6 separate regions of the Mus musculus genome follow, and regions 1, 2, 3, 5 and 6 are each linked to region 4. A link is a loop called in an ENCODE intact Hi-C map of the cell type or tissue named here. Cell type or tissue: heart. All regions are shown on one strand.

The links. Peaks named below come from ENCODE experiments on the same cell type or tissue, not always from the same donor. Only the 100,000 strongest peaks of a DNase experiment are listed, where the experiment ranks them.
Region 1: a loop joins it to region 4, with 2.9 times the contacts of the local background. A loop is called at or near these places in 8 of 42 quality-filtered maps.
Region 2: it touches region 4 in a loop (2.0-fold over the local background); 7 of 42 quality-filtered maps call a loop at or near these places.
Region 3: it touches region 4 in a loop (2.4-fold over the local background); 8 of 42 quality-filtered maps call a loop at or near these places.
Region 5: it touches region 4 in a loop (2.1-fold over the local background); 4 of 42 quality-filtered maps call a loop at or near these places.
Region 6: a loop joins it to region 4, with 2.1 times the contacts of the local background. A loop is called at or near these places in 14 of 42 quality-filtered maps.

The regions. Positions count from the first base shown.
Region 1 is chr16:44,641,830-44,645,829 of GRCm38, reverse strand. No RefSeq gene overlaps it. Among named protein-coding and RNA genes, the nearest start is that of Gm46571, 15 kb to the right of the region's middle. In heart, a CTCF peak has its summit at 1,700 (motif pointing right); no DNase peak of the experiment used is centred here; H3K27ac peaks cover 208 bases.
Region 2 is chr16:44,505,832-44,509,831 of GRCm38, reverse strand. The region is part of intron 3 of Boc (biregional cell adhesion molecule-related/down-regulated by oncogenes (Cdon) binding protein); the gene reads left to right. Among named protein-coding and RNA genes, the nearest start is that of Gm30064, 23 kb to the left of the region's middle. In heart, no CTCF peak of the experiment used is centred here; no DNase peak of the experiment used is centred here; H3K27ac peaks cover 348 bases.
Region 3 is chr16:44,630,725-44,634,724 of GRCm38, reverse strand. Gm46571 (a long non-coding RNA gene) reads right to left here. Exons shown (of 2, transcript XR_001782022.2): 1 at 1,636-4,000; 2 at 1-61. Among named protein-coding and RNA genes, the nearest start is that of Gm46571, 3.5 kb to the right of the region's middle. In heart, no CTCF peak of the experiment used is centred here; DNase peaks (open chromatin) are centred at 1,704 and 2,174; H3K27ac peaks cover 2,477 bases.
Region 4 is chr16:44,556,105-44,560,104 of GRCm38, reverse strand. Boc (biregional cell adhesion molecule-related/down-regulated by oncogenes (Cdon) binding protein) reads left to right here and starts at 1,235. Exons shown (of 19, transcript NM_172506.2): 1 at 1,235-1,667. It overlaps Mir3081 (microRNA 3081), which reads left to right and starts at 1,976; the gene lies at 1,976-2,059. In heart, a CTCF peak has its summit at 2,128; DNase peaks (open chromatin) are centred at 1,274, 1,774 and 1,934; H3K4me3 peaks cover 2,514 bases; H3K27ac peaks cover 1,940 bases.
Region 5 is chr16:44,617,575-44,621,574 of GRCm38, reverse strand. Gm30252 (a long non-coding RNA gene) reads right to left here. Exons shown (of 3, transcript XR_384865.2): 2 at 1,529-1,731. Among named protein-coding and RNA genes, the nearest start is that of Gm30252, 3.3 kb to the right of the region's middle. In heart, no CTCF peak of the experiment used is centred here; a DNase peak (open chromatin) is centred at 1,864.
Region 6 is chr16:44,478,607-44,482,606 of GRCm38, reverse strand. Cfap44 (cilia and flagella associated protein 44) reads right to left here. Exons shown (of 35, transcript NM_001033247.1): 33 at 3,542-3,702; 34 at 2,633-2,767; 35 at 179-1,366. The coding sequence ends at 1,175. Among named protein-coding and RNA genes, the nearest start is that of Gm30064, 50 kb to the left of the region's middle. In heart, a CTCF peak has its summit at 1,928 (motif pointing left); no DNase peak of the experiment used is centred here; H3K4me3 peaks cover 533 bases.

The DNA of each region.
Region 1 (4,000 bases), 86 kb before region 4:
GAACATATATCCTCCAAATGCAAGGGCACCAACATTCATAAAAGAAACTTTACTAAAGCCCAAAGCACACATTGCACCCCACACAATAATTGTGGGAGACTTCAGCACCCCACTCTCAGCAATGGACAGATCATGGAAACAGAAACTAAACAGAGACAGAGTGAAACTAACATAAGTATGAGCCAAATGGATCTAACAGATATTTATAGAACATTTCATCCAAAAGCAAAAGAATATACCTTCTTCTCAGCACCTCACAGTAACTTCTCCAAAATTAACATATAATTGGTCACAAAACAGGCCTCAACAGATACAAGAAGATTGAAATAATCTCATGCACCTTATCAGATCACCACAGACTAAAGCTGGTCTTAAATACCAACAAAAACAATGGAAAGCACACATATACATGGAAGCGGAACAATGCTCTACTCAGTGATGACTTGGTCAAGGAAGAAATAAAGAAATTAAAGGCGTCTTAGAATTTAATGAAAATGAAGACACATCATACCAAAACTTATGGGACACTGAAAGCAGTGGTAGGAGGAAAACTCACAGCTCTAAGTGCCTCCAAAAAGAAACTGAAGAGAGCTTACACTACCAGTGTGACAGCACACCTGAAAGCTCTAGAACAAAAAGAAGCAAATGCACCCAAGAGGAGTAGACGGCAAGAAATAATCAAACCAAATAGAAACAAAAAGAACCATACAAAGATTCAACAAAACCAGGAGCTGGTTCTTTGAGAAAATCAACAAGATAGATAAACCCTTAGCCAGACTAACTAGCGGGCACAGAGACAGTATCCAAATTAATAAATCAGAAATGAAGAGGGAGACATAACAATGAAATATATCTTAAAATAACTATTCTGTTTGTTGAATATCAACAGTTGAAATATTAAAATCATGTTCTACAAAAGAAAAACAAAGAAACAACTACAAATATCAAAGTGCTTCGATTAAAGAAAGAGCTATTACATTTCAGAATTTAGCACACAAAAAGGAACCTGGGGTTGGAGACCACTGGCTTCTTTCCCAAAGGACCTGTGCTTGGTTCTCAGAACCCTCAAGGCAGCCCACAACTGTGTGTAACTCCAGGTCTGACACCCTCACACAGACATACTTATACATGCAGGCAAAATGCCAATGCACATGAAATAAAAATAAATAAACTATTAAACATTTTTAAAGTAAATTCCTATTTTAAAAAAGATTATAAAGACATTACTGCACACTTGTTAATTTGCAAATTCGTTATCAATGGGAAAATTCCTAGAAAAACAGAACTTAGCAATACTGCAACAAAAATAAATTTAAAAAAATGTTTGACTTGAAAAAAAAATCAACACTCAAAATTGTTCAGTGTTTTTAAAAACTAGTTTTTTGCTACACTGGGGGTGGGGGATAATCCATATTTAAATGAGCTCCAGGAGATAACCTGTTAACCAGGAGACTGTTCAGAGAACCCTGTGGGGTCTACACAGCAAGCTGCAGCTTTTACTTCTATGCTAGGGACTCACTAAGGGACAGGGTCTGGCCCCTCAGAGTTTCCCCTCCTGACTAGTCGCCCCATGTGGAAACTAAGCAGACGCAGCCACATAGGCGAAGCCTCTTTGGCAGCTCATTTCTCTTCTTATTGAAGCTTTGTTTCCTTAGAGGCAAGAAAACTATTAGCTGAATTCATGCAGACATGGATAAGTGTACCAGTAGGTGGCAATAGAGGTAATTAGGTCTCCCAAAACATCAAACTTGGATTAGTTCCTAAGGCAGATTGTAGAGATGGCAGCCTACAAAACTCAGTCAAGTCTCAACGTAAACTTAACTTTGTTCTATTCTTGTTCTGTGGATAGAGGTTTTTAAAACCAGGATGCTATAGACAGAAACAAATGCCCCATCCCCACTCCCACTCCCTCTCCCCCAGTTCTACAGTCGAGTTCTGTATGCACAGAACTCCCTTATGCTGAGAAAGGTTCTCACTAAGGTTACCCAGGACAGCCTTGACTTTATAAAGTAGTTGAAGCTGGCCTTGAACTTGTGATCCTCCTGCCTTAGTGTCCCATGCAGCAAGGAAACAGGCCTGAATCACCAAGGACCAGCTACACTTTTTTTTTTTTTTTTAAAGAAACTAAGCTGCCTATTGTGTTTTGTTCTCTAAAATTGGAAGCTCTTTAAGTTTGCCATTTTGGGTTGAAAAAAATTGTAAGCATAGTCCTATACCACACATAGTTCTATGTATTATATGTATATGTGCAGGAAAATTATGTATAGTTCCACAAATTAGGCGTGTGGTGAAAGGAAGGCCAGCTAGGTGAAATAAACTATGCTTATAATATAAGCTCTTGGCATTGCTTAATGAGTGGAACTCAACCTCTCATTTTAGCAAAGATAGAGCAATCTGAACACTCCTGTGTTGAAGGAAAACTGTTTCTAAAGGAATACACCAAACCTTTGTTAATTCCTTCCATTGACAAGAAAACCCATAGATTGCAAAGAAAAATATTCAAAGTTTTAATTTTCACAGAATAATTTGGAAGCCTGGGGTAACAGGACAATTTGACCTGAAGCTCATATGCCAAGAAAATCAGTTTCCAAAGCCATGATATGAAAAACTCCTCACTCTGCAACCTACAGATTGCCCACACTTCTTTCTATTCGTCAGCTATCTGTGGGGCTAAACCAGAAAGTGTTTACTGTATTAAATCTAATGAATGTGTATACTTATTTAAGGATGAAGTTAGATAATTGAAAAAGTAGTTCATACCTGATTTTTAGAATTATATAAATGATTCAGTCTTTCATATCATGAAATAACAACCACGAGTAGTTTTTGGTTTTTAAATTAGGTATATAAACTTCTGTTCAGTATTGAGAGATTTTGGGAAAGGAAAGGAGTAAGGAATCCTAGAAGGACAGAACCTTGAAAAATGAGACCAGGTTAGTCATCATGTGACTCAATAATAATGATTTTTTAAAATTTGAATTTAGATTTACTCCTGGATGTGTTTCTTATTCTGATGCTACTGATGTTGTGTTGTGATGCTGTGGTTTCACACTCCCTACATCTTTAATGATTTTCATTGTGTTTCATTTTTATTTTGACACCTTTCAATTTGTCATTAGTTCTCATATAAATTTAAATATTCTAATAAGATTTTTTCTAAATATAAATTTCTCTCCATTTTGTATATCTGTTATTGACCGAACGTTTGTACCCCATCAAAATTCATGGTGAATCCCTAATCCCCAGTGTAACTGTGTCTCTAAGAAAGTAATTAAGGTTAAATGAAGCCAAAGGGGCAGATCCGATAGGATTAGCACCCTTATAAGAAGAGATTCATACATCATGGGAAGGCAATATCTAAGAACCAATAAGAGGACTTATCAACCCTACTAGACCTAAGGCTCCAAGACTATAAGACTGTGAGGTAATACACAGTTGTTGATGAAAGCACTTTGTCTGGAGTTATTATTTTATGCAGCCTGCACTTATATAGCTATTGATGATGTTGCTCTGTTTAGGGCTTTTTTTTTCTTTCTTAGCCTTCACTGACTAATACAACCTCTAAACTCTTTCTTTCTTTAAATGTGTTGGCCAGAACCAAAGCGGTAGAAAGAAATGCAGCGATTGCAGCTAGTCCCTTGGTTTCCAGTGAGTTTGTCGATTGTATGTAGCATTTGTTGAATAAATGGGGATTACTTTTTAATATCTCTGATGATGCTTGCATGCCTTTTCTCCTTAGATCTATTGACAGAGCAAAACAGTGTAAGTTTGTGAAGTATGGGTCTGCCACCCAACATGTTCTATCAGCAGCTGCATCTATCTGCATGGTCTTTCTGGTTCCCCAACATTACTTCTCCTAAAGTCTTCCCATGACCAGAAACATAGATAAGCATCAGGCTGATTGTTTGTTTTAATTCTCTTGAATTTCTTTTAAAAATATAACTTTATATAGTATCTATCTTCAAAAATATTTTTAAAGACTTATTGATTTATTACTTTA
Region 2 (4,000 bases), 50 kb after region 4:
CATTTTCTGCATACCAGAATGTCTGAGTAAAGGCATCCATGAGGCTTAAAGGATGGAACTGTGCTAAATGTCCGCCTTAGGAAACACTGGGTTAGGCCAGCCTGGTGAGTTACAGTGCTGTTTGGCTTTAGTGGTCTGTGTGCCCTGGCTACCCACTGGCAAGCGCTTAGTCATTCCTCGGATGCTCAGCTTCTGAGAGGCCTGCCCAAGCCATAACCCCAGTTACTCTCCAGGTGCCAGGTTCCCTGAGCTCATGAGCACCATCAGCTGTCGCTTTACTTGGTCCCCTGTCCTTAGCAGGTGACTTTGTGGTTTTCCATTTGCAAGGTACTTTTATTCAAGGATAACTCAAGGGTGAAGCTAAGCCATTGGGTGTGTCTTAGACAACCAAAGGATCTGGTGAGGTGTGCAACCCCCCTGTCCATCGGTAGAACAGTTTAGGGCTCAGGAAAGCCCAATACTGCCCGAGGCCACTTACAGAAGCAATGCCACGGCCCCTCTGCCTTCTGCGGTGTTACACCTAAGTCCTTCTATGAAGCTGTGAACAGGGATTCATCCAGAGAAGGCACTCAGTATCTCTAATTCCTTGTCTAGGGGCCGTTCTCCAAAGTGATTGAGATACAGAAAAAGACCACAGGGTCATTGCGTCACTGAAGAGTGCCGCCATCAGCACAGGCTCTTCCCAAGCTCTGCGACCTCAGCGTCGTAGACACAACAAGCCGTCACAGGGGCAAGTTGAGGCTCGGAGGCCATGAGAATTGAGGAATAGAATTGACAACAGTAAGCCCAGAAATTTGCCCGTGGCTCTAGAACTGCTCAGCAGCCCAGTAGCTTTGCCAAGTGAGCCCCATGCAGTGCCCACGATCTGACGGATCCCAGCCAAACCTCAGCAGATAAGTGTAGGCTTGTCCCCTGATCTCTGAGAACATAGGGGGAGCACGGGACCAGACTGTGTGCGATGAACGCCTGCATGGAGAGGGGGTGGCTGGGGACTCCCACAGCATCCAGCAAAGTTGCCGTCTTCCCTGCCTGAACAGAAAGAGCTTTCATTGCTTTACCACCTGGGAGAAGGCTGAGGGAAAAACACTTTGAAAAGTGGAGGTTTGGGTTATACAAGAAACTTGGAGCTGAGACATAGATACTCTGTAACTGGACGTGTTAGAGTAAGTTTTCGGGAAGAGGTAAGTCTTCAGTTAGGATTTGACAGTTTGTATTGAGGGTACATAGGCATATTCCTCCAAGTATTATAATTTAATTCATAATTCTAACTTTTATTATTGTTGTTGTTGTTATCTTGGTTTTGTGAGACAGAGTTTCTCTGTATAGGCCTGGCTGTCCTGGAGTTTGCTCTGTAGACAAGGCTAGATCTTGAACTCACATAGACCTGCCTGCCTCTGCCTCCTGACTTCTGGGATTAAAGGCATCTGCTACCACCACTTGGTTTGTTCTATATATTATTACGAGCTTCTTATTAAGGGCAGAATGAAGAGGACTAGAAAGTGGTTGAAAAGTTCAAATGGACTCAAGATCAAATGTGCCCTTATGTGGTTTCACACACTCACCTCACCGGGCAGGAAGTGCTTGTAAATATCTCTCACATGTTGTCTGACTTTCCTGTGGCCAAGAGAATTGGGGCCTGACGTTCCCTTTAAGTGGAAAGAGGAAGAATAGAACGCAGCACACAGTGAGCATTTGGAGAAATGTCTATAGACAGTGCATCTAGGCATCTTACAGGACTAACACAGTTGGAATATGCAGCTTCCCTTTGGAATCTGGGCTTTTCAGGAGAAGCGACTGGGCAAGACTCTGCATAGAGCTCAAAATGTGATGGGCTTTCTCAGAAAGTACTGTGACAGTAAGGTGTGTTAGTAACCTCAGATGTGACCTCAAGGACCAGGGCTATTGACCTAGGGAGACCTGAGAAATGAATAGATCTAATGGGCAATGTAATGAAGTAGCTGGAAGAATGAGCAGAGAGAGAATACAGAAGAAGTAGGCGAGGGAAGTTAAGAGATTAAAGCTGAAAAAACATTCCTGCAACACATTTCTCAAGCACACAGACAACAGGCAAGGACAGGTGTGTGTCCTATCAAGTCATTTCCCATGAAACTTGAGCCACCCTTCCGCCAACAGAGGCCTGCTAACCCCATTTGTAACTGAAGGCCTGCCCCTTATTTCCAGTGAGGCATTGTTGGAAGTCAGGAAACTTCTCTGCAGAACAGGCTACTTGCTCCCCTTCGTATGGGGCATGCCTCTGCATCTGCCTGCTGCTAATAGACTGTTGTGTTATTGATCACGGAGTCTCTTCCATCTCTGGCCTCCTTCCTGGCCAGAAACACAAGGAAGGGGGAGGGGGCGCTGATTTCATCACTTCATTACTCCACCTTTGATCCCTTAGTGAATTCTTACCGCAGCCGCCAAACTGAGAGGAATAGAAATGGCAGCTAAGACCTAAGCTTAGGAGGCACAAGGAGGGGACAGCAGCAAAGACCAAACTGCCGCTTATTTGTTTTGAAGCCAAGAAGCCTTGCCTGCCAGTCAGCCCTTGTGAGGAGTGGGGCACCCAGATGGGGTGTCCAGGGTCCTGCCCACACGGGCTGTTGTGCACATGTTGGCATCAGAACAAAGGGAGAGTTGGGTTGCATGGCTGACCAGTGCCCAGCTTCATGCCTGCCTGAATGCTCAGCCTTCTGTTTGTGCTCTAGCGGTTGTCAGAGGGTGTATTGAGAGCCAAGAGGGGTGTAAGGAGGACCCAGTGTTCTAGTACTTGGTGGTGAGGTGGGGGATGCTTGGTGGATGGAGCACATACTTCACATCCGGATGAGCCTTCCTGTAGTGGAGGCAGAAGCCTGGGGACATTATGATGGAGTTGGCTTTCTGGTGCCAAGCTCCTTTCGGTTGTTCACATCTTTCTTCAAAATGATCTGCTGGATTTAAGTATATTGTTGCTTGGGGCAGTTTTTCTTGGAATGATGTAAAGAAAGAAGATGTGGGTGGTGGGGATGGGGTGGGAGGGGACAGCTCTTGGTGGGGTAGCTTTAGATTTATTAGAGCATGGAGGAAAATGGTTCCCAGTGCCTGAGGAATTTTCCAGATGCTTCTGAAGTGCATTTGCTCATAGCTCACTTTGTGGCGAGCTTCCTCCCTTGGCAGGTACAAGGCGCCCTACCCTGAAGGGGGATCAGCACCTTTGCATGGTTTCGGTGAAATATTTTTTAAAGGAGTGGCACTGCCTGTGTTCAGCTGGAACATGGGCCCAGGCATTCCCTTTCTTATAGTTCATCTTCTTCCTCTCAGAGTGAAGCTCATTCATGGTCCTAACCTAGAGGCTCGGCTAGATCAGGGCTACATAATTTACAGGCCCCAGCGCAAAATGAAAATGTAGGATCCTTTGTTTACATGTTGCTAAGGATTTAAGATGGCTCAGCATTTAAGAGTGATGGCTGTTCTTCCAGAGGACCCAGGTTCAATTCCCAGAACCCTCATAACCTGCAAAACATCGCACAACTGTCTGTAACTCCAGTTTCAAGGGGATCGGATGCCTCCCAGTCACCAGACATTCTTTTTCCAAAATAACTGCCCTTGGTCACACTTTAGTTAAATGTTTATGGAACATTTGTGTTAGGGTCCTACACTTGAGCTCACAACATGAACCAAACATTTTGAGAGAATTTGGGTTCATAGCCATGTAAATGGGCATCCAACTTGTGAAACTTAGATTCCATGATATTAAGTCATTGAACATCTACTGTCAAGACCCAAGTTAGGCCTAGAGGACACATATAAACAAGTCTTGGCCCTGTCCTTAGTAAGTTTAATACTGAAATGAAAGCGACAATGATCTTTTCATAAAAAGCAGTAGGCTTTCTTCTCTACCATGGCCTGACTTATAACTTCTAGAAAGTTCCATTAAGTAGAAAATTTACTTGACCTTGCCTGGTGACTTGATAACCAGGTTCCCCTGTGATGACTCTAGTTTATTTTGGGCAGTTACTTCTCA
Region 3 (4,000 bases), 75 kb before region 4:
AAGATGCTAGCTGCCAATGGCTGGGTAGATGAGGTGGGACTTCCAGCTTCCTGCAGGCAGGCTAATAGATGCAAGAGAAGGAAAGAAAATCACCATGCTTCAGAGGGAGAAAGAGCCACCATGTGAGATCTCAGGTGGAGTGGCCACTGGCCACTTCCTCAACTGGGCCTGGGGTAGCAAGCAGGAGATTTAGAAACACAACTAAGCTGAGGGAAGATTTAGAGATGTTGAGCTAGGACTAAAGGTAACTGAGCAACTAAAGTGAGGGCAGAATTAGAGGTATTGAGCTGGGAGTGAAGGTAAGGGCATGTTAGCCATGAGAGGCTTAGAAATGCCCATCCATTGAGCTAAAAAGTGTGTGTGTGTGTGTGTGTGTATGTGTCTGTGTTTCATCTGCAATCACAGGAAACCAGGACAGAGGCTGATAGCACGGTCTGCCCAGAGCTTAAAGCAGGGTAGTAGAAACTATATGCTACATGCATTAGTGGATATTCCCTGGGCTATTAGGAGAAAAGCAACTAATTATCCAAGTCCACATTCAAATCCTCAATGTTTCTCACACACACCAGTCTTAATGGACAGTGAAGCTTCCAGATAGTAGTTAAGGTAAAAAAAAAATACTTATACACATAAAATTCCCTTTTAATTTAACAAACATTTTTAAAAGAACCTATGAAGGCTGAAGAAAACTATTTTTCTTCTGCAATGTCCTCTTTCAACAAAAGTGGCATTGCTTATTGGGCACTTTCCTGTAGCTTGGTAGGAGACAGGGTTGCAGATTTTTACTAGAAGGACCGTGCTCTAAAGTAAATGATGGTTTATTTAAACGAAAATCGTCTCAACAATGAGGTGTTCCTGGAAACCAAAGCCCAAGGGGACAAGCGGGAGGACAGAGTCACATCCTTAACTTAGCTCAGCTGACTTTACTGACTTTACTGAGCAGAAAGATGGGCAAGCCAGCTGGTGCTCTCTCTCTCTCTCTCTCTCTCTCTCTCTCTCTCTCTCTCTCTCTCTCTCTCTCTCTCTCTCTCTCTCTCTCTCTTCCTCTCCCTCTTCCTCCCTCCCTTCCAAACGGATAACAAGGCTTTTAGTCGTGTAAGGAGCTTGACTCCGTTTCACAGGTGTGCTCCCTCCAACTCACCCAAGTTCCTAGGCCGAATACTAGAAATGCCAGCTGGGACCCAGCATCCGAGGGCTTTAACCCCAGGACAATTCTGCCTTCAGAAATCACCTTGTTTTTGCCTTTTGACTTTCTAAATGTCTGCCCCTGCTTCCAGCCCTAATCATCATACTTTTTCCACTTTTGAACCTCATCCTGACTTTAGTGTTCTTTACACAATTCTTGGATGGAGCTTTTGGCCCGGAGACCTTGAAAATGAAGAAAGCACAGACTTATGGGAAAGGGTCCTGGAAAATCTCGTGCACTCACATCTTCACTGCAGCCCAGTGGACCTGTGGGAGAGAAAGCACCCTACCCCCCCCCACCCCCCACCCCTGAAGGATCAGCCCTGAATTTGTTCCAGCACCAGGCTCTCAACCACTCCCTGCTCTCCACTTGGCCAACATTTTCATCTTTCCATCTCCCGCTCTCCCTCCCTCCTTCCTTCCCTCCCTCATCAGCCCCTGTTTATTCACCTTTTCCATTCCCTTGTCTCATTTTCTCGTTCTTTGTGATTGCCCCACTCCCTCACACTCATAGCCCCTCACGGATCAGCTTTCTGTTGGAGCCTGTTCTGATGGCCTCTTTCCAAGAGCAGCAGGTTTGAATCAGCTCCAGTTTGAAATGAAGGCAGGAGGTGGGGGTGGAGCAAGGCTGGCGGGAGAGCAGAAATCTCATGCCCAATATCCTCCCCCAGCCTCCAGCAGGGCTCCAGGACACACGTATATTCTTCTCTCCCTATCTTTTCATCCCAGACATATACATGAAAAGTCCTTAAAAAAAAATCTCCTGCAAACAAACAAACAAAAATCTCCCACCCCCAACCAGGCAGCTGGTTCCCATTAGATGTTAACAAGCCCTATAAATATTCTCTTTTTTTTCTCACTTATCTCTTATTATTTTTCCTTTCCCTTTCTCATGTTCCTGCCTCAGGATCCCCTCCTGGGAGGAAGCCTAAATTAAGAAGGAAGAGATTGCCAAGGTTTGAATGTAGCATCCTGTCGTGGCCCCAGGCTTCTGGCAGAGCAGAACCTAGGAATGATGGTGCTGGTCTAGTCCGGTTATAGTGCTGTACACCGAAGGCTGAACCCCAAGGCCCCCTCCCTTTCCTGCTAGGACAACTGCAGAGCTGAGCCCGGCCTGAGTTCCCTTCTAAGCCTGCCTGGTTTTAGTGTTGTGCTGAGCATTGAATGCTGTGTGGTGTGTTCAGACTGAGCGTCGTCTTCCTAGGTAGGGTTCAGGTCACAGCCCCTTTGTATAATGCCAGCCTGACATCAGACAAGTTACACAACCTCCCTCATTAGTACAACTGTGCAGATAACAGCCGCCTCAAAGGACTGTTAGGCCTGTGAGAATGAGGCAAGTGGTAGAAACAAACAAACAAACAAAACACAAAAAACACTTGGCTTAAGGTCTGAAAGTGGTGTATGGCCACCTCTCCTTTCACCACTACTTGTAGGATTTATCATAGAGGAACCCAGCAGGCCCTTAGATACCATCTAAGCCGTTAACTGAGCAGTCTGGGGTGAGTACCCAAAGTCTGAGTCAAGAGTGACTGCTTCTTACTCTTCCCTCTAGCCCACTTAAGGATGGAGATGAGGAAAGAATGATTATAAAAATCCCCAAACTGGAACACTGTTTACAATGGCTAGACATTCTTATAAACCCAGCAGCAAGAAGCTATGTCATTTGAGCCAGTGACTCCAGAGCTATAGAGTTCTAAGCGTGTCAGGCTAAGTCCTGGTGGCTAAGAATGCAGCCGCTGTGCTCAGACTGTCTGGGGCTCCACAGTCCCACTTCTCCTCGTCCTAGCCATGGGGAAGAGCTGACTTCATGAGCTTCCTTGCCTATCTGAGGACAGCAATGATGCTGACTGCATAGGGTTGTTGTATGGACTGATTGAACTAAGGTAGTTTGCTTAAACAATCCCTGGCAGAGGGAGTGTGCAGTATATAGTACAGGTATATGTCATTTGCCCTCCATGTGGGCCCCATCCAAACCGAGTACAGACAACAATCCAGCCACCACTGGCTCCTCACCAGAAGTCTGGCCACTTTGGTGGTTCATTAAAGAACTGCCTGGAAATACCTTGACTGCTCTTCAAATAGGGATGACTGTGTAGTAGGAGACAGTGCACTAAGAGTCATTGAGTTGTTCTTCCTGAGGCTCAGCCATCCCCAAACTCCCACACCTTCACTTTGCTGTGACTGGAGTCTTCCTTTTGAAGTGCTGCCCACAACAACCAACAACAGAGACCACCACACATACAGCCAATCTCCTGGGTTCCTGGAGAGAACTGTGCCCACTCAACCCATCTTTCGGGCTGAGAGTTAGAGTGGTCTTCGCCCTCCTAGCACAAAGGAACATATAATCCCCAATCTCAAACATCTAAGCTTCACATGACTGCTTTCCCCGAATTCTACACATGGCTCATCTTAACCAGGAGCACTGCGTAGCTCGACTCCCCACCCCCATAACTTGCTTTTCATCTCTTTGTCCTGTGAGTCAGCTATACATTACTGTAGAGTCAGCCAGAGCTGGTTCAGTCCCGTCCCAGATGTGTGACGTCAGGCAAGTTTCTTCACTTCTCCAAATTGCCATTCATTGCTCTATAAAATGGGGCTAACAGCTTTACAGCCTTGTATCCCGTCACATCTCTCTCAATAGAGTTTAGCCGTGGCAACTCACTTTTATGACTACTTATTCTCCCTTTTTTGTTGTTGTTGTTTTTTTTTTTTTTTTTTTTTGCCACAATCTAATTTTGCTCCCTTTTGTTCTGTCCTTAGGGACGTCAAAAAGCAGCTGGTCACCATCATTGCTGGGTGGAACCGCCTTCCCACG
Region 4 (4,000 bases):
GCTTCAATTGGAATCATGTGCTGAGGACAACCAAAAGCAACAGAAAATAAAACCGTGACCTAAAAAAAATTTTTAAGTGATTTCTTTTCTGTCACATGGTGACTTTCTGAGTCCCAAGGCCACAGTTCTGCCATTCAGGGAAGACAGCACCTCTCTTCACCGTGCTCTTCCCTGGCTGACCCACTCCAAGGGCCACCTCCTCTCCACCTTGGAACAAGGCTTTGACAAATGGCTTAACTCCTAAAATATAAGGGATAAGAAACTCTCACAGAGTCTGGTGCATTTTTAGAAAATCTAGCGTTGCCAACTTAATTTAGTATTGGGCTTGTGTGTGAAAGTGCGTTTTTGTTGCCGTTGTTGTTTGTTTGTTTTTAAATGTGTACCCGAACTAACAGTTTCAGATCACCTGAAAACTAAAGAAATCCTTTCTTAGCACAGACTTGCTGAATCAGAAGTTGGAGGTGGAGCCCATCCATCTACGTTGTAACAATTTGTCCAAAGAAGTTCCCGACAATGGGTTTGAAAATTACTGTGTGCATGTTTTCTCTCCAACCAACACGGAGGTAACGGACTAACTCTCCGTGACATCACCCCCCACCCCTTTCCTAGGATGCTGAAAGGGGAGGTCAAGCCAAAGACCTGGCAAACCCTTCCCTGCCAGCCAAGTGTCTGGGAAGGCTGTTTTATGGCTTTGCCATGATGAGGTTTCTTATCATTTTCCTAATTGCCCTTGCCCTGCCTTACATTTGTTTGTTTGTTTATTTATTTATTTAGGTGATGGTGGTTGGGGGATTGCCCTGCTTTTATTAATTGTAACTTTGTTTTTATTGCATTATCTGGTAGGTTTGTTTGTTTGTTCAGAATGATAGAGAAATTGAGAAGTGGGTGCCAGCACGGGAAGGAGGGGTAGTGCTGGCCAAGGGAAGGGTCCAAGGTGAAGCTAAGCAGGGTGGACCGGCACCCCCGCGCGTGGGAGAAAGGCACTTTTGGTGTGGTCAAAGAAAATAATTTGGAAGGACTGAGGGAATTTAACGCAGTGCAAAGAAAGTAGGCGTTAAGGGAAAAATTGTTCTAAAATTGGGGGGGACTTGTGGTCCCTCCCCCCCCCCCCCACTCCAGTTTCCTTTTCAAGACTTTTTTGCTTTGCTCCCTTTTGCTCCTCCCCCTCCTCCCCGCCTCCTCGGCTCCCCTCCCCTCTTCGAGCGGTAATGGGAGGCTCCTAGGCAGGAGAAGCAAAAGAAGGAATTGTTTGCAAGTTCAGTCATCCAAAAAAGCGTCTTCCATATGGAGGGATTGGGTGCGCTGGGCGCGGCGTCCTCTGCCTTGCCCGCCTGCTGCCGCCGCTGCCACCACGGCTCTGGCTTCCTGCAGTGGGGACCCTGAGCTGGGTCTCGCTGGTGTCAGCTCCGGCCGGCCGCATTCTCACACTCTCGCACCTCGTACCCGCCGCGGCCACACAAGCCCTTCCTCCTCCGGCCGCAACTTCTGGGTCCTGGGCTCTTTTGTTGCTCCGGCTGCGGCCACTCTGCCGTGGTGTGTGTCCTCTTGTGTCACCGCGCTGTGCGTGTGTGTGTCGGTGTGCGCGGGGGCCGTGTGGCCCTTCTCCGCTTCACCACGCGGGACCCGGAGTCCCGGCCCCCTCTTCCCAGGCTCCGGCTGCAGGCGAGGTGAGTCATGTCGCTGAAGTTTGTTTTCTTTTCATAAAAAGTTGTGTTTATTTGTTGGTTTGGGGATAGGAGGCGTGTGGGAGGCGGCCGCCCGTCCTGGGATGCCGAGGGCTCCCGGGAGACGTGCTGCAGGGCGCGGGCTCCAAGCGCTGGGCTGGGGCTCCGCCTGGGGCTCCGGCAGCTAGGCTAGGACCGGGGTTGGGGCCCCTAGTGCTTGACTGGGTTTCAAGCTGGAGGCTCACTTTGGGGCTCAGGGTGTTCTGTTGGGGTTCAGACGGAGTTTGGATCTCTGGGTTGGAGCTCGAGCGCTGGGCTGGGGCTCAGACTGGAGCTTGGAGCGGTGAGCTGGACTCGGGCTTGCGCTCCGATCTCTGAGCTGGGCTCTTGCCCGGAATCCCAGCGCTTGACTGGATCCGACTAGAGTCAGGGCCTGACGCCGCACGAAGTTCCCGGAGCCGCCACTGCTTGTGCTCCTCCGCCCAGCCGAGGGCCGCCGGGCTTCCCTCTCTTGCCCGGTCTGGCTCGGTTAGCTCCCGCGGTTCCCGGAAGCTGCTCCGGTGGTAGGAAGATTCAGACATCTTCCCAAACTCACCCCGAAGGGCTGACAGGGTGCCCTGGTTGCACAGCCAAGCGGTGGGAACAAGCCCACACTCGACACCGATTTGCTTCTTTAAGGGGAGAAGTTATCAGCGAGGTTTTAAAAGGAAAATCCTAAGTCAGGGACCAAGGGAGACCAAAAGCTAAACAGCTCTTAAAAAATCTTCTTGGCTGGACCGGTGGATGGGAGGCACTGAATTAATTGGCATCCAGAGGTGTCTGTGAGAGTAAAGCATCAGCAAGAGGTGTGTGTGTGTGTGTGTGTGTGTGTGTGTGTGTGTGTGTGTGTGTGTGTGGTGTCCCACTGGGGTTTTGTTTCTATTAACTATGAGAAGGTTGAGAAGTGATTTTGTGGGTCAAGTGGTAGAGAAGGCTGTGGAAGAAAGGGAAAGGCAAAATGAACTTTCTGCGGGGATTACGAAGGGTCTGTCGGTTTTCCTGGTGGAAAAGAACTCAGGGGTTGAGAGACTGGTCAACCTGGAGGTGGCTCTGTTGACTTTTGGAGATGGGGTGACCCATGCTCAGTCCCTTGAAACAAGAGTTGTCCTCTAGGGATGTGGCAGTTTCGTCTAAGAATACCCAAACCACATACCAGCAATCCCAAACAGGCACTTTCTGGGTGTGGTGAGGTGCCGTGTGCTCCCTTATTCTTTCCCAGCAAGCTCCATGGCAGCAAGTGTGTGAACTGGAGTTACCTCTTACCGGATGACTGGAAAAGCGTGCTTCTGCTTCAGGCCATGTGCCTGAAATGTCCTGGACCAGCACGTTTGTCACCTAGCTCTTTGTTGTCCAGAATTTTGAAAGCACAGATCGCTTAATGAATGTAGCATCATGGATTCTTGAATATTGTAAACACTTCTGATTTATTCTACCACTGGCTTCTAAATCTAAGTAACCTCGCCCCATGATCTTCTTTCCCTCCTTCTTCCCTCTCTCCCTCCTTCCCCTCTTCCATTCCCTCCTTCCCTTCCTCTCTCCTTCCTTTCTTTTTCTTTTTGCATCTTTTGCCTTGGCCATAAGTCTTCTCCAGAATAGCGTGGAAACCATTAAAAAGGTCTTGTTAGATCAACATGAAGGGCTTGGGTGTCCATACATCTGGATGTCCTGTTTTCTGAGCTTTACTTAAAGTGACTCTGAGGCAAGAGGTTGGCCACTTTGAGGTGTGGAACAGGTTTCCCAGGAGCTCTCTGAGGTCTTATAATTGGCCCTTCTTAATGGTCTAATAATTGAGACCCAGGAGGTTCCCATGGCAATCTTGAAGTACTCTGGGGTCAGCGGGACAGAATCGGGGTGGAAACAGCAGTAGAGTTATGACTTCCCAGCTAGATGACTTTTCAGAGTGAATTTATGCAGAGGCAAAAAATAAAATAAGTTATAGTCCCCATGTCTATTGGCTGCCACGGCCAGCTCCTGTGGAGACTCGGGATTTGTTCCTTCAGGATGAGGCTGCCTGTACCTATGCAATCCAAGGACTGAGGTCTCAGACACTGGCCCTTTGTCACTCTTTTATGATATCTCAGAAACACGACATTGCAAGGGACTTTCACTCAGGAGAAGAGGCCAAATCATGGGCAGTTGGAAGTGAAAGTTGACAGAGTCCAGGATGGGCAAGTTCCTTGGCCACAGCTGGAGAGGAAGAATCTAGAGGACCCTGCTTTGCTGCCAAATGATTGTCCAATTCATGATAAAGACTGTAATTTATGTCCCTTTCCATCCTCCAAATGGGCCCAAGGTTT
Region 5 (4,000 bases), 61 kb before region 4:
CCTACACAGTCATTTAACATTTCAGGCACTGGTTGCTCATACAGGTGAGAGGCAACTAGCCTTGCTTGTTTTAAGGGAGTACCATCTACTTCTGATTTGGGTAGAGAAAAGAAGGGGCTCATATGAAGACTCAGAAGAGTTTATCAGTAGCCCGAATAAAGATAAATTTATGCCTAGAAAAAGTCTTAGTTACATGTCTCTGACAACCTCAAGTAGAGATTCAAATATTTGAGGCCATTTTCTACCTGCAATTATAGTTATAAAGACAAATTACTAAAGCCTCTACTTTAGGATTTTCTTTTGCTCAAACGAAGAGACTACAGTCACGAGAGAAATGGCTGCTAGTCACAGACTGAAAGACAAAGGCGATTCCCAGCAGGAAAAGAACGGCCACTCATTTGCTTGACTAGTGTCCAACCCATCTCCTCCATGGCAGATATCTGTGAAAGATGCCAGAAGTATAGTAGGGAAGAAAACAGAATCTCTACTCTCAGGATAGCTACATTTGACTGTCAGAGAAAGATGATACTAAATAGATAAGATTAATTATAAAATGTCTTATCATTATAACAAAATGATAAGCTAGTTAGGTATAGCCGGGGCGTGGTGAGAATAATGGAGATAAAAGGGAGATAGAGGAGAGAAAGAAAGGAAGAGAATGAGAAAGAAGAAAGCTTGGTAAGTACGGAAGACTGCTAGAGAACATCTCAGGATTAGTGATGAGACCTTTGAGCAGAGCTAAGATAGAATCTGAGGATATTGTGCAACTGTCAAGGAGAAAAGCATCTAAGATAAAGAGAACAGTAAGGCCAGAGGAAGGACTGGGCTGTGTGTGGGAGGTGCCTCAAGGCAGCCTCTGTGGCTGGAAAGTAGCCAGTGATGGGGTGTGGTAGGAGAGAGTGCACAGAGGTTGGAGTTAGGGAACATAGGGCCTTTCAGAAGATGGAACGTTGTTAGGACTCAAATCTAGGACAGGTCTCACTAAGTACCTGTGGCTTCTCTCAGCACTTCTCACCCCTCCCCTAGACCTCTCCCACCCAGGGACTGATCCCTATTAACTCAGCCATTTTGGGTACCCAGGTCTCTTGGCCTGGCTGCCTTTCATGGTCAGAGGCTCCTCTTGCTCTCCCTCCCCTTCACTCCTCTCACAGCCCAGTTTAGTCTACCAGCCATGTTCAGCCTGGACTCTTCCCTCTGCCTGCTTTCTCTCTTATATCTACAAAAAAAAATCTTCTCCATACTTTAGGAGTAGTCACGTGCTCCTTATAGTTCCTTTTGGGGCGTTTATTCTGAGCAGAGGGTCATGTGCTCATTAGGTTTCTGAGGACCTGGAAGATATCCTCTAACTGTATCAATCTGTCTCGCCAGGTGGTAAGTACTTTCTGCCCCATGAAAAGACTGTGTGTCCCCAACCTTCCATCCAGGTAAACAAACCAGTTGTCCTGTTTCAACCATAGACTATACAGTTCTAGGAGAGGAGTTGAACAAAGTTGTAAATTTCAAATCAGTTGAGAAAAACTTTACTCACGTAGATAGTGGGTACCACAACTGTAGATTGTAGGTGGGAGCTATTTTCGCCCTTTCTTGAAGTGTATCATATGCGCCAATGCATGACTGTTGCCTGAACATTCAGAAACAGCTGCTGTGTGCTTCCTTTTCCCCAAATTCTTCATTCCAACATCTCAACAAGATGCCTAAAGGAAGACACCTGCTATGCCCATTTTCTTCCATCTGTGACAAAGTACAGGCAGGCCTTCACAAGTTTCTTCCTTATGTAGGAAGTGAGAACACCCCCCCCCCACACACACACACACACACACTGGTCCCCACACAGCTGAAGAAAAGTTAAAGGTTCAGTCTGCAGAAACCTTCTCACAAGACTCAAGTGCATTAGCAGATATGCACCCACAAGGAAGCCAGCCGGCAGGGGCTGATCTCTTTCCCAGGTGTTCTTTCTTGAAACCTTAGAAAGTACAGATCTTTTTGCTGCTGTTTGTGTTTTTTCATAAAGTTCTTAAACCTGCATATGCCAAAACTGTAATGCTGTCAGAGACTAGTTCCTTAGGAAATCATGAAATCACATGCTCTTCTGAGCATGTGTGTGTGTGTGTGTGTGTGTGTGTGTGTTCAAAGTATATGAAAGTATATGTAAATATTTGGAGATATATCCATCAAAGCGGTAGGATTATGGGCGAATTGGTGAATTTTATCCTTAGTTTTTTATGGATGTAACTTAAATTGTAAGTGTATTTTTTTTTTTAAAATCCTTACATTCCAAATAGTTGGACATGTCAGAAAGTTTTAGTCAATCTATAACTACTCTGCAAGATGGGGCCTTATGTGCTCTTCCAGCAATGTCTTTTTGAAAGAGAGCATATAAGTGGGGTAGTGGTGGTGTATGCCTTTAATCCCAGTACTCAGATGACAGTGGATCTATGAGTTCAAAACCCACTTGCTCTACAGAACAAGTTCCAGGACACCCAGGGCTACACAGAGAAACTCTGTCTTAAAAAACCAGATAGATAGATAGATAGATAGATAGATAGATAGATAGATAGATAGATAGATAGATAGATAGATATTTAGAGCACATGTGCATAGTGCGTATTCATCTACTAACCCCCTGACCTACTGACCAATTTTCTTCTTTTAAGTACCTGCACATGGCTTAGAACAGTTCATATACAAAAGCCCAGAGTTGGAAGAGATTTTAGAAATGGTCCTGCCCAGATGCCGGCTCAATACTCTGACCCTCATCATCATTCTTCTGGCTGGGGTCCATCTTGCATATGCAAAAGTCCCCAAGATAGGAAACCTAGAGAGTAAGACCCACCAATTGCAAACTATGGATTTCCAAAGACGGATTGCCTCGTAGAATAGAAGTGCCTGGCTCCACACTAACTCCGACAGTAGCTCTTAGCTCTCAGATCCGTGGTGCATCATTAACGTTAAAACTTATCCCTGAGGTGGGGGAGGGGTGGCTCAGTGGTTACAAGCATTCCTTCGTTTTCCAACAGAGCCATGTTTAGTTCTCAGTACTCATATCTGGTGGCTCACAACCACCTATAACTCTAGCTCCACAGGAATCTGACACTCTCTTCAGGCTTCTCAGGATACACACACATACACACATACACACACACACACACACACACACACACACATGCCTACTTATTTTTTTAAAGTATCACTTTTAAAAAGAAGTCTTGGGCCTGTGAGATGGCTCAGGAGGTTAAGGGGTCTACAGCAAAGTCTAATAACATGAATTCAATCCTTGGAACACGCGTGGCAGAAGGAAAACAACCATCTGACCCTTGCAACTTGTCCCCTGACCTCAACAAGCGTGTGTGTACGTGTTCTGCTCCACCCCACTTAAACTGATAAACATAAGCAAAAGAAACAAAACAAAACAGAAACCCACTCGTCTCAGTAGGCATCGTGACACATGCCTGTAATCCCAAGCATTTGGGGCTAGAGGCAGGAAGATCAGGCGGTCACAGATATCTGTGGCTACATAGCAAGTTTGAGGCCACCCTGGGCTACATGAGATCCTGTCTCAAAAACAAACAAACAAACAAACAAACAAACAAAGAGCCCCTCATCTCACAGGAAATAAAAGAGGAGGTGAGCTGAGGCAGGGAATTTACAGAGTACTTTTCATTTTGTTTTAAGTATCTTTAGAGTTTCCCCTCAGTCTTAGTTTTTCTTTACTGTGTCTGAAGCTCCTGTCTCTCCTGGGCAGAAAGTATCACGAATTTATTCTCCTCACTTCTTCTTGGCCACATTTAATAGGCTATCCCAGTTTTTAATGTCCTACCGTACGGATGGCTTTCCCACATCTCTTTCCCTCACTCTTTCTTTTATTCTTCAGAATTTCTTACCTACCCTCTTTCCCTTTCAGTGTCACTTTAACATCATCAACCCTCAGAATATGAGTCAAAACTATTTTAGCATCACCTGCCATTTGCGTACACATGAAAGTAGTTCCTAACTGCAGACC
Region 6 (4,000 bases), 77 kb after region 4:
AAATACCAATAGCCAGCTGTGGGGGGAAATGAGGCTACTCCATAAATCACAGCCAATAAACCTGATGTGCCTTGTTCAATACACTCTGACACTCTGTGTGGAAGGGCGCAGACCTGTCTGTACATCGCTGGCGATTGTGTTCTCAGATGTGCAGTACAGAAACTCAGTAAGGACTCTTCAGCACAGCCCTCTGCCATAGCAGGGGCTTCTGGTAACAATTCACCTGGGAAATCAAAGTGTCACCGCTGGAGGGACACGACACCGAGTGTCAGGGAGATCAAGCTGTGAGGGGTGCAGCCATGAATTTCAATAAACCCTTCCCTGAGCTGGAGACTGCACTCTTGAGTTTAAAATGTCACCCACAGTCAAAAGCGACTGACTGTAAGAGTTAGAACCTAGGAGAGATGAAAATCTATTTTCTTCCCTTGTCTGGATCGGAACCAGGAAAGACTCAGGTGAAGCCTGACAGAAGGTAGAATTCTGCTGGAGCCGCCGAGAGCCGCTAGAGCAAAGCTTCCCTGACTGAGTTGTTTTGGAAAACGTGAGCCTCGGAATTGAGGAGTTTTCAGAAACTGGGTAAATCAGGGAGTCGCCTCTGCCAGCCCAACGCGAGCTGTTTCCCCGCGTCTGTCTGCATTTCCTCAGTCCCGAGCTTTGTGAAGTCAACAATAGCAACGCTTGCGTTTGCGTTTCGTATTCTAAGTTCTTATTGGCAGGATGGTTTGCCTTTTCTCTTATGTCCTTTCACAGACTGTTTAACACAAACAGTTTATTTTCTAAAGATCCAAGGACTAAGAAAAGGACGTTTCCTCATGGGTTGCTGAATAATAGTTTTTCTTGCCAATGGCTACATATTCGGAATACCAGAGAAACAGATTACTCTTCTGAAAACACATCTAACAGCTTGCTCTCTTGCAACCACGGGACTCGGCCTTCTTCATATCCAACCTAGGGTGAAAACGTCTAACTGGTCTCCTCAGCACAGTCACAAGTACAGTACAGGTCAGCGTCCCGGTGATTTCTAACCTGGGGAAATATTAAGTCACGGGGCAGGACCCCTTTTTTTAAGTTCACACTACGGTTCACTTTAAAGCGAGAGGATTGTTGTGGGTGACGGGGAAGTAGATCGGTGAAGTCCACTGGGCCTCTTGGTGGAAATGAGACGACGGCAACCTTAAGTGTCCATGGGCTTCATCTCGTTCTTTGGCTTGGGGGTGATAGGCGGGAGGAGGAGCCCCCCCTTCTTCCGCAAAAGCTCAATCTCTTCTTTTAAGGCCGTGATCTTCTCTAACTGGGTTTGGACCAGTTCGGTGACCTTCTGCTTTGCCACTATATCGGCTTTCCGAAGGCCCTGGAAGGCGTTTCCCTATTTGGGGAAAAATAAAATTAAAAGACAAACAGACCTCCTCTCTTCCAGCATATTACTTTTTACACATCCGCTAAAGCCTCACGCTTAAAACACGTGCCTTTGAACAACTTTTCAAATTCAACCTTGCTTTGGAAGTAGTTTAAACGATCTATCCATCCTTCTCCACTTGGAGGCTCATCACTGGGTCCCAGGTACGGTGCAAAGACAAGGTAGGGGGACCTAAGATAGGAGAGGAGCCCTTCACACTGGGGTCTAGCTGAAACTTCTCACCAGCTAAGAGTCAAGGAGTCCAGCACAATTGAAATCTGCTCTGATCTGCTCTGAAGGTTGCCTTCGTCAAGGCACCATCCCTTTTATGGAGATTTCAAGTACAAACGTTAAGATATCCATGAGCTACGCATAAAGTCGGTGAACACGTGACCTTGGGGCATAGTCTTTCCTCATTCCTAGCTGAAAGCCTGTGATTTTTGGCAGGCTTACAAATTAGACTGTATAAACTTCACTTACAGTTTAAAAAAAAAAAAAAAAAGTCCGCTCCTGTGTGCCACCTTGTGGCCCATGGTTTTCTCTGCCTGGACTCTCATTTTACATTGCGAATAAGTTCCCAGCTGATTATGAATAAGTTCCCAGCTGATGCAGGTATAGTTCCTCAGGGGACCATAATTTGAAAACACTTGGTTTAAATTACTTCCAGGATTCTTAAAGAAACTATAAATGGCAGGGCAGGAGGACTAAGAAAGATGACTGATTTTTTTCCCCAGACACTATAGAAGATGCTGAACTACTAGAGGACAAGACTCACTTTGGTGACCATGCACTAAATAAGTGTTGGAACCCATCACATACTCTGTAGTAAGTACATTCATAGGCTCAATATGGATTCCATAGTGACAAGTTGAAACCCTCAGAAAAAAAGAATCTAGCAAGCATTCAAGATGCCCACTTCCTGTCAAGTAAAAATAAACATATTGAAAGTGGACCCTGACACCAGCCAGATTCAGGGAGTGCACTGGCGTCTTTATTTGTGCTTGCTACCTTACTCTCCAAGACTGAGGTAAAGTGCATTGGTGAGTATTCATATGCGTTCGTGGCGCACAAGAGGCATTTGATGAAGCTAGTCCCCTCTGGAAGCCGCTCTCGAGTGCCCAGTAGTCAGCATCCAGGGGCAGATGGCCTGGCAGTGGTCCACGCTCCAGGTCTGTTGAAGCACCAGTGCGTTGCCGGGCTTTGGGTTCTGCGGAGGGCTGGAAGGAAAGCACTTACCTGCTGGTTCTGGAGAGTGTTCAACCTGGAATCAAGTTTCTTCTTCTCGAGGCACAGGTCGTTCATCTGGTGAAGCTTTTTGGTGTGTTCCTTCGTCTTCATCATCAGGTCCCAGCGCACTTGAGCGATCTTCTCCTACCGAGGAGAGAAGGCAGGGAAAAAAAAATGGACTAAGTGAATTTGGAGAGGAAATAGAGAAAAATGAGCATCCCGTTCGGTCAAATCTACAGGGACATAGCTCAAAGGAAGAGTGCTTTCCAAACATACATTAGGTTTTGGGTTCAATACTTAAAGCTAGAGAAAGGAAATTAAATTTATAGCCAATCATGCAAAGGGAACACTGTGGGTACGTGAAAATATAATCTGAAGCCAGTATGAAAATGTAAATGGAAACTATTGTATTGAGTCTGGTTTGATTAAAGAAAAAAAAATGCTTGCTGCCGTGCCTAATGGCTTGAATTCCATTGTCAGGACCCACTTGGTAGAAGTTGACAACCAACTCCTGTAAGCTGTCCTCTGACCTTCGCGGATGCACTGTCACGATGTATGCACATACACAGAACTACATAGGCGTAATTTATTAATGGTGCTGGAGATTGAACCCGGGACCTTGCAGGAGCTAAGCAACTGCTGTCATCACTGAGCCTCAACCCCCCAAGCCCTAAATGTGTTTTCTAATTTCCAAACTGGAATAGGAGGCCAAAGCTATTAAGCAGAGCAACGGGGATTCTCGGGGAACAAAGGTTTCATGTCCAATACCATGGGCATACATACTTTAATGCATTGCTTGGCTCTTCAAGACAGACAAGTCTCCCTAGTAAAGGAGCGAGACAGGCCCCTGGGTGCTGCGCAGAAGCCCCACCAGGACTTTATAACTCCTCCTCCGATGGCCTCGTCCCTCCCCCTTACCTCCCACATCCTTAGCTCCTTTGCGTTGGATAGCTCCTTCCGAAGCTTTTTGATCTTCAGTTCTTCAAGGGTTGTGTTAACAGAAAGGGTCTGGAGGGCTTCCAGATCGATCACGCGGCCAAACTTGCTGATCATCAGCTCCCGGACAGTTTCTTCCATTTCTGAAAAAGACAGTCACGGCCTCAGTCTCCGCAACAGCTCCGAGCCAAACGAACAAAGCCGTCGCTAGAAGGGCCAAAGGGCCGCTTTTGCAAGTACAATACGATTTTTCTGTTGTTCCCCCTGAGGATGCTTGCCTGCTGCTTCACTTACTGAAGATGCTGGTTCACAGACAGCCTTTTTCATTTTAAAACCTTGTGTAAAATGGACACGCATTCCCCTAAGTGGCTTGCAACCTCTGATCGTCTTCCCGCCTCAATTACCAGCTGTCTCCAACTAAAGTATTAAGTTATCTGATTT